2 separate regions of the Mus musculus genome follow, and region 1 is linked to region 2. Evidence: chromatin contacts called from ENCODE POLR2A ChIA-PET data. All regions are on one chromosome and are shown on one strand. Each heading gives the region's core, a stretch centred on a gene start or an enhancer-like site at or near the end of the contact. The rest is flanking DNA. Distances are from core to core; before and after follow the strand shown. Region 1 holds the start of Pbx4 (pre B cell leukemia homeobox 4). Region 2 holds the start of Zfp869 (zinc finger protein 869).

What was found. ChIA-PET counts read pairs that join two places held with the same protein, here RNA polymerase II (POLR2A).
Region 1: POLR2A ChIA-PET joins it to region 2 with 17 read pairs in embryonic stem cell. The contact joins the promoter of Pbx4 here to the promoter of Zfp869 in region 2. POLR2A ChIA-PET finds 5 or more read pairs at or near these places in 3 of 5 experiments (Patski and embryonic stem cell).

Annotation. Positions count from the first base shown.
Region 1 is chr8:69,830,933-69,834,111 of GRCm38, reverse strand. Pbx4 (pre B cell leukemia homeobox 4) reads right to left here and starts at 1,488. Exons shown (of 8, transcript NM_001024954.2): 1 at 1,261-1,488. The coding sequence starts at 1,403. It overlaps Lpar2 (lysophosphatidic acid receptor 2), which reads right to left. Exons shown (of 3, transcript NM_020028.3): 3 at 3,010-3,179.
Region 2 is chr8:69,715,550-69,718,688 of GRCm38, reverse strand. Zfp869 (zinc finger protein 869) reads left to right here and starts at 1,787. Exons shown (of 5, transcript NM_001039965.1): 1 at 1,787-1,921. Gm51532 (a long non-coding RNA gene) reads right to left here and starts at 1,582. Exons shown (of 2, transcript XR_003947396.1): 1 at 936-1,582.

The sequences.
Region 1 (3,179 bases), core at 239-2,738, 120 kb before region 2:
CACATACACACAAAGCCACATCATCACACACATATATGAAAGAAATGCTTTAAAATGGGTCCCTGAGTGCTGGCCTAGCATGCACAAAGCCCTGTGTTCAGCCTGAGCATCACACGAGCTGGGTGTGCTGGTACATGCACTCAGGGAGGCTGAGGCAGGAGATCATCCTGGACTGTATGTGTTGTATGGAGAGTTTCAGGCTAGCCTGGGAAACATGAGGTCCTCTCCCAAACAAACAGACAAATAAATATAAAGAAAAGGAATCCTTGGGATGTGGTTAGTGGGTGGCGGATGACTCTCACCCCAGCACTCTGAAGGTAAAGACTGCATGATCAGGAGTTCAAGGTTATCTTTTGTTTGTTTGTTTGTTTGTTTGAGTCTCTGGATGGTTCTAGCCAGGGTTTCTCTGTGTAGCCCTGGCTGTCCTGGAACTCGCTTTGCAGACTAGGCTGGCCTCGAACTCAAAGATCCTTCCAAGGTTATCTTTTAATAAGTTTGAGGGATGGAGAGAGGGCTCAGTGGTTAAGAGCACTGACTGCTCTTCCAGAGATCCTGAGTTCAATTCCCAGCAACCACTTGGTGGCTCACAGTCATCTGTAATGGGATCTGATGCCCTCTTCTGGTGTGTCTGAAGACAGCTACAGTGTACTCATATACATAAAATAACTGACTCTTTAAAAAAAATGATGAGTTTGAAGCAAGCCTGGTGATAAAAGCTCCTGCCAGGTTGGGGGTGGGTACACTGGAGAGAGAGCTTAGTGGTTTAGTGTACTCGCTACACTCCCAAAGAACTGGAGATCTCTACTCACATGTCGGGAGCACACACACATACACACAAAGAGAAAATAAAAACTATAAAAAGACGGGTGCCCTCTATGTCCACCCAGCTCCCCATATCCGTTCCTGAAAGTTCTCAACGGATCCTGTATCAGATCATTCTAGTACAGGCTCTTCAGTAGCTTCTCTTCCACTGTGTGACTTGCAAACTTGCGGTCTTTGCCCTACCCCAACCCTACGCGTCCGCCAATAATAGATCACTTAACCCTTCCAATGTCTCCTGTTCCCAGGGCCGGGCTTTTACCTCCATAACTCTGATACCCTCTTTCCTCACGAAGTCACCCTTTAGTCCAGGACAAATTCTTGTATCCTTCATTCCCTCTGGCCCAAGATCACTCCGCCTGTCCATCACTCCAAGCTCAGCTGCACCTGTCCCATCCTCATCCCGCCTCCGCCCCTTCCCTTCCTGCCCGGGAGCCGCACCTGGCCTGAGCCTCGTCCAGGCTCTGGTCGGTGATGGCCATGATCTGCTGCAGGACGTCGCTCGTGTCATGGCCTAGTGGAGCTGTGGTCGGCAGGCGGCGCGGGGCGGGCTGTGGCGGCACGGGACGCAGAGGGGCGGCCATGGGCTACAGTCCCGAGCGAGCGCAGAGGGACAGGTCCCGCCGGGCTCTCGCGCTTGCGCAGCAGCCAACCGCCGCAGACCCAGGGACCACGCCTCCTTCAAGTCCACTAGCCAATAAAACGCCCTTTTCATCTATCTTCGCCGTGCATCACCCTCTCCTTCGCGATGCGCCCCAAACAGCTTCTCAACGGCTGCTGAGGGTTGAGGGTTGTCTAGGAAACAGGAATTCTCTTCTGATCCTCCCACCCCTCAGGACACGCCCCCTGTGGGCGCCGTCACCAATCAGCACCATGCACTGTTCCCCCTCCTCAGCGACTAGCTAGAAACTTCCTTTCTCAACTGCCAGTAAGAAAGGAACCCCATGGTTGGGGTTGCCATGGTAACGACTACCGCCTGCATTTGCTTAAGTCTGGTGCACTTTATGGCTACCTTCCCCATCATAGGCCCTCGTCCCTTGCTTACTCCAGTGCCTCTGCCTTCTCTTTAGTCCTGGATCTGTTTAGGTTATCACTTCTTCACAGGGCCCGGGTTCTTTACAGTCATTCACATCTGAGTTTACTTCCTCAGAGGCTTGCATCCTCACTGTTTGCTCCCCATCTTCATATTTTTCAAAAATTTCAAAAATTTGTGGGTGGGCAAGGCGACACATGCCTTTAATCCCAACACCAGGGAGATGGATCTCTGTGAGCTCTAGGCTAGCCTAGGCTACATAGTTTCCAGACAGCCAGGGCTATACAGAGAGACCTTGTTTCAAAAATAACTTGAGACAGAGTCTCTTATTGCCCATGCTGTCCTCAAGTTTGTTATGTAATGAAGGTTGCCCGAGTTTGCTATGATTGGAGCATGATCTCGAACTTTCTTCTACCTCTAACTCCTAAGTGCTGGGATGAGTGCTGTGTGCCACAGGGCCCTGTTTGTGTGGTGAAGAGGATGGAATTCAGGGCAGCAAGCATACCAGACAAAACCCTACCAACCTAACTATATCTGTACCCTAAATTTTCAGCGTCTTGAGTCAGTGCCTCATATAGTTCAAACTGATATCAAATTCACTGGTAACTGAGAGTGCCTTCCCCTCTCCTCACTGCCCTGGCTACTTCCTCAGAACTGTGGGTCTTCCTCCTCATAGCTCCCCACAGCTCCTCAGAATTCCCACTCCCCAGTCCTGCCTCTTCCTCAAGGCCTCTCACACCTGAGTCCCAGGCTCCGCAAAATTTCTGGTCCTTTTCACAGTCCCTCCCACCCCCCGCCCTGGGGTTCTCCCAGCAGCCCTCAGGGTCCTCCACTCTATGACTCCTCAGAATTCTTCTGGGCTGGTGAGATGGCTCAGTGGGTAAGAGCACCCGACTGCTCTTCTGAAGGTCCAGAGTTCAAATCCCAGCAACCACATGGTGGCTCACAACCATCTGTAACATGATCTGACTCCCTCTTCTGGTGTGTCTGAAGACAGCTACAGTGTACTTACATATAATAATAAATAAATCTAAAAAAAAAAAAAAAAAAGAATTCTTCTGACCTCAAGAGCATCAATGTCTGCAATATTTGACTTTTTCTGGGGAACTGCTCTGGGATAAGAAGTTAACCTGACCAAAGAAACAACTTCACTCAAGTCCAGTTTTGTGAACCAGGGACTTTATTGAGGTTCCTCCCCAATGCATGGGCAGCTCCAGCAGAAATGTATCATCTTCCCTCCCCCACCTTCATTATGGGTCTATAATCTTTATTGAGGAGAGTGGTCCTATGCATATGTCCTGTATTTGTACAAAAACATATTAGTGGT
Region 2 (3,139 bases), core at 538-3,037:
GCCTTGTTAGTAGTGGCCTACAGCACAGAGGGCAAGAGGGAGTTAGCTCAGTCAAGCCTACCAGGTGGGTTGTGAGTGACCCTCAGTGGAATGGGGCTAGTGAACGTGCATGTGTGCATGTGTGGTATATGTGTGAAGTTAGCCGTGTAGGTGCATTTACACAATGGAGTACTACTCAGCTATTAAAAAAGAATGAACTTATGAAATTCCTAGGCAAATGGATGGACCATGAGGCAGCTTCTCTTGGGCAAGAATCTGGAGTAAATCCTTGGATCCCAAGTGGATGAACTCCTAATCAGTTTGATTTGATCCAGAGCCACTCTCCTTAGCTATCTGCTTATTTAAAAATTAGCTATCTCCTGTCTTCCTTCACTATTCTAGTGTGGTTTGGTCATTTCTGTGGCCTCGTGGATACAGGCATCTTCAATGTGTAAGGCTCCTTCAAATACTGAAAGATCCTGGCAGAATGTAAAAGGACACAGAAGCCCTGAAATTGGCAAGATAGACGTCAGTGTTAGCAGAACTAGCTTCACTGATTTAGAAAAATAGAGGTGCACAATGCTCTGGCCACTTCTTGAACCTGTGTGTCTGCCAAAGTTCTGACCAGGTGTGTGCCCATTGCTGCACCTTCATTAGACTCTTTCCTTGTACCCCTCCCATACCCATTTCTTGAGAATAGACATTGTTTAGATCTGGAAATCCCCTAATCTCCCCCTTCTCCTTTCCCCCCTGAGGGCCTATAAAAACTGGGACCTCTTTCCCCTCGAGGACAACTCCTCTACCCCTGCGTGGGATATGAGTCGTCCCCAGAGCTCTGGCTTTCCCCGAATAAAGCCTCATGTGGTTTGCAACAAGCTCGGTCTGTCGTGAGTTCTTGGGTGTCCGCTATTGTCCTGAGGCCTGAGCGAGGGGCTCCTCTCGGAGTCTTTCAATACCTTCTGTTGACCTGGAGTAGTCTGTGATTGATACTGGAAGTTTTTCAGGAAGTATATCCCGAATTCCTGGTTCTTTGGCTTCCACCTCCTTTGTTGGGATTGCAGGAAAAGCAACACCACCTTGGTCTTGGAATGGGTTCGCTTCTCTGCTTAAAAAGAAAAGGTGCAACTTGTTATAATTGAGCAATCTTTGGCGTGACTTGCTGAAATTCCTGAAACCCGGAGGACATCAAGTCTTGTTTCGATGTGATAGGGGTTGGGTTGGGCCCTGGTCTAGTTGTGAGGCAAAGTGATCACTGCCTTGGGGAGTGTATGTAATAGACTGTGCACAAAAACAAGGCTTCCAAGAGGAAGAACCTTAAGTACCTACTGAGTGCAAGAAGACAAGCTGTGAAAGTTCTGGGATGCACAAGGAAGTCCTGCTTCAATCAGATCGTCTTGAAGCAGACTTGCATGAACTTGGGTGAAAGCCAGAGTTGGGAAGGTCTGTGTGGTCCACGTCTTTTAATTTCAGTTCATCCACTTATGGGAGCTGTCATTCAGATTTCACTAGCCAATCAGGGCCCTGAGGGCAGGACATTCATTCACAAGGACCAAGCGAAGCTGTTCCTGTCACTCAGGCCCTCGTAGGGCAGTGCTAGCCAATCAGAACCTTCAGGCCAGGCCACTCACTCAAGAGCGCCTAAAGGAACTGCTTCATCATTCAGGGCATGCTAGCCAATTAGAGCAATGGAATTGAGTCATCCACGCAGCTGCATCTAGGGAACTCCTGTCAATCAGACTTGTGGTGCAGCTCTAGCCAATCAAAGCTTCGGGGCAAGATGTCCAATCAAGAACACCAGACGAGACGAGAGGTGGGTCCTATCCGCCGCCATGCTGCAGATTCTGTTCTTAAGCAGGCATCGCGTGGTCCCGTGAGCTGCGGTGTGATCGCCGCTGCCGGGAGCTGTAGGGGGAGCGCAGGCGAGCTCAGCAACCGCGCCATGGTGAGCGCGGGGCCGCTGTCCCCGGATGGGGAGGAGCGGTCGGCTGAGCCGCGTGAGCCGGGGTGATAGGTCCTTCCCGGGGTTGGGGGAGCGGTGGGACCGGCCGGCCGAGCGGACACCCTGTGCGTTCCACTGGGCGACGTGGGCCCCGTCACTGGCCAGTGCTTGTCTCGGAGGACTCTAATCACTTCCGCTTTTCCAGCCATGTCTGCGCAGAGCGCGGGGAGCGGAAGACTCCTCCTAATCAGGGGGTAGCTTCCGGGTTGGTGACGTCACCGCCCAGTGCTGGCGCCCTGTTTGTGCTTTTGGTGTCGCACTTATGACTGCTGTGTTCTCTGCGCTGTGGTCTAGACGTTGTGGGCTTCGTAGGTCTAGCATCAAGTGTGAGTTAATTTTGTGAAATTCTCCGAGTCTTTGTCCAAGAGTTTCTTTCGGATGGTGTCCCAGAAACAGTTCTAGAAAAGATTGTACTACTTTATCAAAGGTCAGCTTGTCTCCTAATTTAAAAAAAAATTTTTTTTTGTGGATCTGTTTATTCTTCCTAAACAGTGTGTTGTCTTGTGTATTTGATTGGAAATGTTACGAGTGTGTTGTGGGTTCGTCTACATTGTGCTAACCATTTTGTGTGTTTTTTTAAAAGTATTTTACATATAAAATTCAGCAATGTCTTTTATGTACCTGATAAGAACTTTTTAGCATTTTGTGGGAATTATCTTAAATCTGTAATTGAACCTGGGAACTGACATTTTTCTGATTGTGTCTTCTGGTCATGAGGATGTTATATCAGAAACAGACAAATATGTTTGTGTATTTCCACAATTTCATAATTTACTGAATAGAAAGTAAAAAGGTGTCACGCCTCTGGTGGTAATCTGGCCAAGGCTATTTTTCCAAGATATTTTATATTTCCAAGATATTCTATCCAAGGTTCAATTTTTCCAAATCCTAATTATTAATATTTTTTCATATCACACGGTAAATATATAATTATATCCACATATGCTGTTTACACAACCAGCATAAGTTAAAGAGGCTGCAGCAGAGTTCAGAGGGTCCCAGAAGTTGGCGAAGAGAAATGCAAGCAGTGTTTCAGTTGATGAGAGAAGTTAGAACACACGACTAGTGAGCCACAGGGGGAGAGCTTTGAATGAAGCCCGAGGATGTCAGGTTTGAAAGTGGCTGTAGTGGTCTATATGATATGAAAGGCAGACTGACTGG